Regions from separate parts of the Mus musculus genome. Here region 2 is linked to region 1. Evidence: chromatin loops called from intact Hi-C (ENCODE). Cell type or tissue: heart. All regions are shown on one strand. Each heading gives the region's core, and the rest is flanking DNA. Links, peaks and the distances in the headings are about the cores only.

What was found. A loop is a pair of places that touch in the nucleus more often than their neighbours do. Peaks named below come from ENCODE experiments on the same cell type or tissue, not always from the same donor. Only the 100,000 strongest peaks of a DNase experiment are listed, where the experiment ranks them.
Region 2: it touches region 1 in a loop (6-fold over the local background); 5 of 42 quality-filtered maps call a loop at or near these places.

What each region holds. Positions count from the first base shown.
Region 1 is chr13:13,514,200-13,519,580 of GRCm38, reverse strand. No RefSeq gene overlaps it. Among named protein-coding and RNA genes, the nearest start is that of Lyst, 74 kb to the left of the region's middle. In heart, for the core only: a CTCF peak has its summit at 2,540 (motif pointing left); a DNase peak (open chromatin) is centred at 2,530.
Region 2 is chr13:13,570,456-13,575,836 of GRCm38, reverse strand. No RefSeq gene overlaps it. Among named protein-coding and RNA genes, the nearest start is that of Lyst, 17 kb to the left of the region's middle. In heart, for the core only: no CTCF peak of the experiment used is centred there; a DNase peak (open chromatin) is centred at 2,116.

The DNA.
Region 1 (5,381 bases), core at 262-5,261:
CTTTACCAACCGAGTTCGCTCTCAGCCCCACCTTCCTCCTCTTAGCAACAGCTGACTATCCCATCATCCTTTGAGAATTGGTAAAGTGCTTTCAGGTACATATTCTCGCCAACCTCTCAAGCATCTATACACACCAGCTGTGTTCTATAGAGATGGGCATCAACTGAGGTGGCAGTCGGCAACAGTGGATGAAGTTGGTCTATCCCCCTTAAGGTTCAGTGTTTTTGTTAGTGTATTAGTCAGCTGAAGGTGCTGAAACAAAAAGCCACAGCTGGGCATCTTAAACAACAGAAGAGTATTTCCCTGGTTTTTGATATCAGCGTTCAAGGTCAAGATGCTGCAGGGTGGCTTTGGAGGCTGTGAGGGGACTTATGTGTTAGGCTGCAGGTATCTCTGGGTCTCCATACCTCTTATTTATATCACCCTATCTCTGTCTTCCTCTCTTAAGAAATTTTCTGTGTGTACTATCTTTGAGTCCACTTTCTTCTTTTAACAAAGACCCTGGTCCAGTTGGGTTAAGGCCTATCCCATGATCTCATCTTCATTTGACTATATCTGAAAAGACCTTATTTCTAAATATCACATTGTGAAGTATTGGGGTTAAAGCCATGCCTATCTTTTTGGCAGGCTACAATTCAACCCAAGGCAAATGTTAAGGGGTTAAAATGGCATTTTATGAGTAGGGATGATGACTCTGTGGTTAAAAGAGCTTCCAGAGGATGAGAGGCCAGTTCCCAGCACCCATATTGGTAGGTTCACAATCACCTAATTCCAGTTCTAGGGGATTTTATGCCCTCTTCTGGCCTCTGTGAGTACTGTGTATATAGACAGACAGACAGACAGACAGACACACACACACACACACACAAATGCATAAACATTTTAAATTTATTGTTGAAAAATATGTGGTATTTTACATTTATTATAAAACTGTTCTGTTGGTTGCCCCCAGCACCCCAGCACGTGGGAGGAGAAAGCAGGAGGGCCTGGAGGTCAGGGTCATCCTCAGCCACACAGAGATCCAGGAGGGATGGGCTGCAGGAGAGCCTAGTCAAATAAACTAACGTAATTAATCAGTTACTATTGGACTTGAACACAAAATTCATGTAGACTTGTAAAGACAAACTATGAAGTGCTCCATCAATCTCTGGCTTGGGTAGGCTCAAACACACACACACACAGTGTCCTCGATGCAATGCAGTACTTTGCCCCAAGACTGTCCTCCAGCTGGAGGCTACCATCATATTGACCACAAAAGAGGAAACAGTCAGAAGGGAACCAATGGTCTTGAAAGACTCCCAGAGGAGCCCCTCGCTCAGGCCTCAGGACAATAGCAGACATCCAAGAACTCACGATAGACCGAGCTTGTTGCAAACCACATGAGGCTTTATTGGGGAAAGCCAGAGCTCTGGGGACAACTCATATCCCACGCTGGGGTAGAGGAGTCGACCTCGAGGGGAAAGAGGTCCCAGTTTTTATAGGCCCTCGGGAAGAAAGGAGAAGTGGGGGGAGTAGGGGATTCCAGAACTAAACAATGTCTATTCTCAAGAAATGGGTATGGGAGGGGTACAAGGAAAGAGTCTGGTGCAGGTGCAGCAACTCAGGATTGGCCGGGCTGTGGTTGCTGGGGAGATTTTCTGACTCTTTCTCAGCCACCAATATCACAAACACCTGGCAATGGGCTTCATCAGTGGGCACACACATGAGTCAAGGAATGGTCAAAACATTGGCAGACACACAGATTCAAGGAGTGGCCAGAGCATTGTGCACCTCTATTTTTCTAAATCAGTGAAGCTAGTTCTGCTAACACTGACATCTATCTTGCCAATGGGCTTCTGTGACCTTTTACATTCTGTCAGGATCTTTCAGTCTCAACAAAAAACAAAAAATAACTTCATTTGGTTCAGTCAAAGCAACCAGAAGGTTAGAGGTTTCTACGAGCTGAAGAATCATCACAAAAGGCCCTCTGCACTGTCACCATCAAATGATGGTCCTACCTAATACTAAGAACACCGGCAGTCTGGGCTAGGAATGGAGTTCAGTGGTAGAGTGTTTGCCGAGCATGCACAAGGACTCAGGTTCAATTCCTAGTATACAACTGGTGACACCTGAGTGTGCTCTCAAGTGACACTTGAGACTTACAGCCTATTTTTCTTTCTGGCTTTGTTGACCCAGTTTCACTACTTTGAAGAACATGTTGTATTTATAAGATGCTAACGTGTGTTTCTAGTGCCAGTCTCCGAAGGTCTCATACTCGTCCGGGCCAAGCCATTTTATTTCTAGCAAGCTTCATTCAAATTCTTGTTCACTGTTAAAGGTGACTTCCCACGGGAGTGGCCACTTTTGATAAAAGTTTATCCCTTTTAAACTTCTTCCAGAGTTTAACCCCCACTGTGAGGCATGGAGCAGTTTCAGAATAACTAACTCCACCTTTATGTTTTACAGGTCGGCCTTTGGGAGGTGACCAGCATGAGTTAAGGTCATCTTGTGATGCTTCGTGCATTGAGCGGCTCTGACCTCTTGTGGTCACATTTGGAACTGCGTTGGCAAACCAGCGAGATTTCAACTGAGAGGCTAGCTAGGCTGAAAACAGGCTGAATGCTCTCTATGCTCATCGGTGCCCCTCTTGAGAGGCAAGTGTCCAAGAAGCCATTCTCAAAGTTCTCGAGCTTTCTGGCACTTCCATGTCTTAATTTCTGTGCCATCTTAACAAGGATCACTTTGTAGATGTCCCTCTTTCTTGCTAAACTCCTCTAAGATTTTGGCTGTGGCCTTTGAGCTCCACACCCTGGTGAAAGAGGAAATGAACAGAGATAGTTTTGCTACTAAAGGATCCTTAACCTCCCCTTCAGAACTGTGATCTTCAGATGGGTTTGTTCGAGAAGCCTCTAAAAATCGCACGGATGGGGCTGTAGCTCCGTTGGTAGTTAGTTACCTAGCATTCACGAAACTGTGGTTGGATCCCCAGCGCCAGGATCGCACAAAGCCCAGGCTGACCTTGAACTCACTGTGTAGCCAAGGATGGCCTTGAACTTCTGATCCTTCTGCCTCCACCTCCGAAGTGCTTGGATTACAGGATTCGGAGCTAAGAGCTAAGGGTCAAACCCAGGGCTCCACACACATGCTAGCTAGTCAAGCTTACATCCCCCACACCAAACAAAACAAGAAGACCAGAGTTCGATCCCCAGAATCCATGTTTTTAAAATAAGCTGGCCATGGGGGTTGGGAGTCGGGGGAGCCGGCCTGTTGGGGTTGCAGAGGTAGCTCAGCATTTAGGAGCACTAGCTGTTCTTCCAGAGGACCCTGGTTCAGTTCCCTGTTCCCACATGGTAGCTCACAGCTGTCTGCAGCTTCAAGTCCATGAGATCTGGCACCTTCACATACATGCAGGCAGAACACCAATGCACATAAATTTAAAATAAATATATTATTAGTATAATAAATAATAATATAATATAACAATATAATGTAAATAATAATAAAAGTTTGTGCACGCTTTTAATCCCAGCACTTGGGAGGCAGAAGCAAGGCCAGTCTGGTCTACAAATTAAGTTCCAGAACAGCCAGGGTTACACAGAGAAACCCTGTCTCACAAGAGAGAGGGGGTGGGTGGGGAGAAAGAAAAGAGTGACAGGTCATCTGCAAAGTCCCTTCCTGACAGGATCCTAAGGAAAGCCTCATAGTCTTCATAGGACTAGTCAGCTGCGACAATGCCCAGACCAGTATTTTGCCCTTTTTAGGTAACTAGGAAATTTGGCTTTGCAGTAAAACAAAACAACTTTATTGCAATATAAATATAATATAATAAATATGCAAAGCTCATAAGGCTGTACATGACAATTTTTAAATTATAGTAAAATATTGTTATGTAATATATAAACATGTATACATATTGTATACATGTATGTACTACAGAACTGGTGCCATGGCACAGGCCTTAATCCCAGAACTGGGAGATGAGGCAGAAAAATTGTGAGTTTGAGGCTAGCCTGAGCTACACGATGAGCTCTTAACAAAGTAATTAAACAAAAGAGAATATATAATTCAAAAGTTTCCCTTGTAGCTATTTTAAGTGCATACTTCAGTGTCATTAACTACATTTTAAAAATGATGCAGCCCTCCCCAACCTATTTCCTAAAGCTTTTTATCACCTCGAAGACTCTAATTATTAATAATTCCATTCTTCCTCCCTCTACCTTCTGGTGACTTAAAATCTACTTCCAGTTTTGTTTTGTTTTAATTTGCCTATTCTAAGTTCCTCAAGTAAGTGGAATGATCTAATACCTGTCCCTTAGCCACTGGTCTGTTTGTCACCGCACAATGTCCTGGAGGTTTGCCCATGCTGTTGCATGTAGCAGAACTTCCATTTGTTTTCACAGCCAGGCTGTATGTATGTGCAGTATCTGCAGATAACATGTCTCATATGTTGGCAGACCTGTGAGTCATTTCCACTTTTCAGCCTCCATGAAGAATGCAACAAGGAAGATTTGTTTGCTCGTGTCTGTTCCAGCCCTCCTTTCAGCTCTTTGGACACAGCTTGAAGTGGGATGGATGGCTGGATCGTGTGGTCAGTCCCGGATTTTGTCTCCCATGGGACCTATACCATGTTATATTCCTGCCAGCAATGTACAAAGACTTCATTTCCCCATATCTTTCTTGGCAGTTCCCTTTTTAAAAATAGCCTTCTGGATATGAGATGGCGTCAAGTTTTGGGATTAATTTGCATTACTTTAATGACTAATGATAAGGACATTTCTTTCTGAGCTGGGGTCACACCCAGGGTCTCGTGCGTGCTAAGCAATCGCTGTACCTCTGAGCAGCATCCCAAGCCTTGAGCATCTTTCCATGTGCTTATTGACCAATGGTATATCTTCATTACTGGAATACTTATTCAGATCCACCATTCATCTTTGAACTTTGTTCTCTTGGTTGTTGAGCTGCAAAAGATCTTTATGTTCCTTGTCTGAAAGAATTACAGGGATGGAAATGGAGAGGAGCCTGAGGAAAAGAAGGTCCAGCAACAGGCCCAAAGTGTGATCCAGCTCAAGGGGAGGTCCCAAGGCCTGACACTATTACTGAGGTTATAGAGACCTCACAAAAAGGACCTATCATCACTGCCCTCCCAAAGACCCAACAAGCAGCTGAAAGAGTCAGATGCAGATATTTGCACCCAACCAATAGACAGAAGCAGCTGACCCGAAGCTGAGGAGAAAGGCCATCCTGTAGGACCAGCAGTCTCAATTCATCCGGACCCCCGATATCTCTTAAACATTGGACCACCAAACAGACAGCATACACCAGCTGATATGAGGCTCCCAACACACATACAATAGAGGACTTCTGGGTCTGTGTTCATTCAGAGATGATGCACCTAACCCTCA
Region 2 (5,381 bases), core at 86-5,085, 56 kb before region 1:
CTTTGTTTTGAAATACAAGGAAGGGATTGGCAGCCAGACAAAAGGAAAAGATATTCCAGATAAGGGAATAGCACAAGGAAATAAGAAAGGGATTAGAAATTCCTAGCAAAGAACAGGAAAAAAAAGATGCAGGTGTGCAGGTGTGCAGGTGTGCAGGTGTGCAGGTGTGCAGGTGTGCAGGTGTGCAGGTATGCGTGCGTGCGTGCGTGCGTGCGTGCGTGCGTGCGTGTGTGTGTGTGTGTGTGTGTGTGTAAAACTACACAGATGCATGTGTAGTCAGTCACATGTGTATGCAGGCCAGAGGACACCTTCAGAGGCTATGAGGGTTTCAAGACAGGGTCTTTCACTAACCTGGAATTTACCAAGTAGGCTAGGCTAGCAGGACTGGCAGCCCAGGGGACTTTTCTGTGTCTGTTTCCGGCGCTGGGATTACAGGTGCACAGCACCACGTCAAGGCTTTTGAAAAATCATTTCTAGGGATAGAGTTCAGCGCCTTGCGCATGCTCAGCAGGAACTTCAGTGACTGAGCTCTCGCCCCAGCTGCACCACTGGAGTCTTTCAAAGTGGAGAGCTGACCAGGTTGTGTTTTAGAAAGATCATGTGGAAAGCGGAATAAAGAATGAATGGAAGGTGGAAGGGACAGAGGAGTGGTAACGACAAGGAGACACTTGTGTATCCCCCTCCCCCCCTCACAGAGACTCAGCAAGGAGGTAAGGATGGAGGAGGGTAGGGAGGAGAAACAAGGAGCCCATGCAAGGATAGAGCAGTGACTTGTCGAGCAGCGGATAGATGGGAGAAGAGTTGTCTTATTATTTACTCCTGACTTCTCTACCCTCAGCCAAGCTGACCCCTCCACATCCTCAAGTGTCCCAGCCTACAGAGCAATGGCTCCTGGTCACTTGCAACCAGGGCCCTTATAGATCATTTGATACCGGGCAGGGGTCCCTCGGAACCCACTCTATCCTTAAACTCACTGTGTAGCTGAGGGCTAACCTTGAGATTACAGTTCTTCTGCCTCCACCTCTCAAGTGCTGAGCTGTGCCACCACACTCAGCGTATGTGGTACCGGGGATGGTGCCCAGGGTTTCCTGCGTACTCGGCAAGCATTCTGGCAACTGAGCTACATCCTCAGCCCACAAAGTATATTTTGAATAGGCTTGGTTTCATGCGCTTTGTTGGATCCCACATAAGCCCATCTGCTCCCATTTATAGAGTGCCCCTTTATTAACTCCGTAATGTCCTGTCCAAACCAAGTTTCTGGCACCTGAAAATCAGGACTGGCTTCTCCCCAGAAAAGGCCTTCAGCTCACCCAACTCTGGGAAGGAGCTTTATTCTCCTACATCAGACCCTCCCAGAGGTTACGCCAAGGCACCAGCCACCCTCAGAACAAGCAGTGTGCAAGAGCCAGCATCCTGCAGCACCAGTGCTGCCAAGGATTTTTTTATCATTACCTTGTCCTGTGGTACCCAAGCTCTCAACCCAAACCCAGTCTGCCTGCCCCAAATGCCCATGCTTTCTGCCGGGGCTAAGCAATCTCAGAAATATGTTTGCCTACCTGCACTGTAAGTACCTTCTTCAGAAGAGGAAGGAGGGCTTTCCTTTCAAAGTGACTCTGTGGGCACTTTCGTTGCAGCCCCATTAGCACTCATCTACCTAGTTGCAGCAGAAGTGCTCCATGCTGTTAAGCAAGCTGTGTGTCTTGTTTGCACTTAAATCCTGGCTTCCTCTCAGCTGACTTAGGGTGGCATCATTTTGCCAGCATTAGAGGAGCAAGAACAGTTGACTCAAACAACCCAGGGCCTCATTGGATGATGACAAGGGCAAACCTTTCTGTGCCTTCTGATGTCACCTGAAGAAGACACAGCAGCAGATGGTAAAGGCAATCAGTAACTCTCAGTCACTGCAAGTACACAATGTCTCCATGCAAGTTGTGGAAAGAAGCCAAAGCATCAGCAACTCTGGCACTCTTCCTGCTCCTCTCCAAGCCAAATCGTCCTTGGGAATGGCTTTCTGAAAGCCCCATGCTGCCATTTCACCCGCTGGTGGTGCTAGGAAATCTCCAAGTCTCCTCGGAATGGCCCTTTCTCCCTTTGGCTCTCTGGCGAGTGGCCATGTTTGAATCACATGGGAAATTTGGCAAAGCAAGCCCCATTCCTTTGCAGTGTGTCTGCAGTGAGGATTTTGGGTTAGAGATTGCATGATCACTCTCCTGAGTCATTGTTCCTGGATGCTCCTGCCCAGGGACAAGCCTTAATTGTGTTTCTGAGAGAAGCTTCAGAAGTTGGATTAAGAATTCTTCAATCCTTGGAGGACCCAGAGCCACTGCCTTTCGCCTTCTGGCTGCAAATTGTCACTAAACATAAAATGTCCTTTCCTTTATGCTGAGAACCGGTTCTCTCTTTTTTCATGCTTATGATATTAATTCTTTTTTTTATATGTTCATTATAAACTACTGTCATTCTTATTCCACATCAGATATGGATTTCTGAATTCATATTTGTGAGTATATGTTCATGTATGTTCAAGCATGTATGTGTGCAGGGGCATGTGCACATGGATGTTATTTCTCGGGTGCTATTCACTTAAGGTTTTGCTTGAGACAGGGGCTCTTACCACCCTGGAGCTCAGTAGTTAGGCTAAACTGACTGGCCAATGATAGCCACAGATCTGTTTGCCCCTGACTTCTCAGCATTAGGTTGCACAGGATTACATGGAATTATGTCATGCCTAACTCTCACATGGATTCCAAGGATCTCCACTCAAGTTCACACTTTACCAACTGAGTCATCTCCTCGGCCCCTTGGCAATGCTTTTATTGCCTGGAACCTTCAGCCAGTTTTCCTGTTGGAAAAATAGGGAACTTTCTCTTTTATGTCCTTTGGTATATAGGCAAATCAGTGAGTTCCAAGTTCAGCATGAGATCACATCTCACAATATAAGGCAAAGAATGATCTCAAAATATAAGGCAGAGGCATTATATTCAGCATTGACCTCTGGCTTCCATGTGCACTGTTCTAGTTTGTGTTTCTCTTATGTGATCAACACTACAACCAAAAGCAACTTGGGGAGGAAAGGATTTATTTCATTTACACCTCCCAGTCACAGTTCCTCACTGCCAGAAGTCAGGGAAGGAAGCAGGAGCGGACAAAACGACAGAGGAAGGCTGCTTATTGGCTTACATTCTCTGGCTCAGGCTTGGCCAGCTTTCTTATGTAACCTAGGACCACTTGCTTAGGGGGTGGGACTACCCACAATGGCCTGAATCCTCCTACGTTGATGAGTAATTTTTGAAAAATGCTTCACAGACATGCCATAGGCCAACTTGATCAAGACAGTCTCCCCACCTGAGACTCTCTTTGGTACTTTCAGACTGAAGCTAACTTGAAGATAAGTATATGTTCATATGTAAACACGCACACACATACCACCACCACCACCACCACCACCACCGATGTTTATTTCCAGGAAAGGATAGTGAGCTCTTTTTACATTGAAGTGTTTTCAAATCTGTTTCACATTATAGCTCACTCAGGACTCTCTGAAGTCTCCGGAATACGTGTGACGACTTTGCACCTCTAGGTGCTGCTTGAATCGCTCACAGTGCTTCCTGCCTCTTTTGACTCTCTGCTTGTGGGATCACCCACCACATCCCTGTGTATTGAATTAATATTGTTTTCTAAGGGTTTGGGGAGGCAAGCCTGTCACGGCCCTGTGGTGAACATGAACATCCTTAAGTTGTATGAAAAAGTGCTCCTCTAGAAGCTGGTATTCTCTTGCAGATTGCTAGCATTTAAAAATTCTCACACACCGAGTGGCTTGAGAAAGTGGATGCATGTTGTAAAAATGGGCCAATTTTGTACAAAAAGTTACAAATGCAACCAGTTTCCTCATATGATCTTTTGTTACAGTGGAGCTCTGAATCCAGACTCAAATATTATCAAGGAAAAAGAGAAACAAGGTGGGTAATATAAGTGCCTCCTCCAAATGGTTTACCTTTCATTGAAGAACACAGAAACACATTCTTCTGGAGCTGCTACAGTGGGATGGACCTAAGTGACAGCCATATCGTGATGTCCAGCAAGCAGAGAGACAGAGGGAGAAGAGACACACTGGATAATAAAATGAAGGGTTATAAAGATTCTGGGATGATGTTAACAGTGTGGGATTTAGCATAGTTGAATGTTAGGCCTTCTGGAAGAGCCTAAAACATCAATAATTTGGGTCAACAAACAGAATGGGCTTGTGGGGGAAATTTTTTGTCTAGGGTTTTAGTCAAAGACAAGATCAGGAGCTGAGGAGATGGCTCAGTGGATAAAGATGTTTCCTGCCAAATCCCACAACTTGACTTTGATGCCAGGATCTGTTAGCCTGTACCACACACTTTTGTAAAACTCATTTTGGTTGAACTGTGACTATTCCAGTAACTACAGCATTTTGGTTTCTTGAAATAAATGAACTTGTTTCTCTAAATCCTTGACCTGTGAACCCCTATAATGGCTAGACACAAGTGTTATTAATCATCTGACACTCTTTCAGATTATTTTATGTGTATAAGTATTTGGGATGCACATATGTATGTGTACCATGTTTATGCTGAGAGCCTAAAGAGGTCAGAACACAGCATGAGATCCTCTGAACTTGGAGCTACAGATAGCTGTGAGACACCATTTAGGTGCCGAGAATTGAACCTGGATCCCTTGCAAGAATAAGTGCTTTTAACTGATGAACCATCTTGCCAGCCACATCTGACATTCTTTAATAGACTGCTCACTGGTTACTGCTAGAAATGCCCAACTAAAGATCAAAATAGAAACCTTTACATCTGCTTTCGCCACCCCTCTTTCTGCCCTATAACTACCCGAGCTTGTAAGGGTCAGGGCTCTGATTCTCAGAGACCCCCTTTTTCAGGTTTTTCCCCAAACAAAAGCCTGCATTGTCTTAAGTGGTTTGTTGCCTTGCCTGGTTTTTTTTTTTTTTTCCTCTTTTCAATGACCTTTCAGGACACACATGGTGGAAAGAAAGAAACACTTTATCAAACTCCTATATGTTGTCATCTGACATCCTCATGTGTATTGTGGAGTACACACACACACAGACATACACACACACACACACACACACACACACACACACACACACAAATAGATACATAAGACTAAAAATAAAATAAAATAAATTTAAAGGCAGTACAATGTGAAGGGACATTGGAATGGTGGTGGCCCCTTATCCACCCATCTGCTGTTAGAAAATAAATAATGGTTGTTAGTTTGCTCTTGGGAAATTCCTCTATTTGCTGGGGCAGGTTCTGCAACAAATGTTAACAGTGCTTTCCCCAACCCCTTGAGTCATTTGCAAAGTTCTCCATGTATTTGAAGCTTTC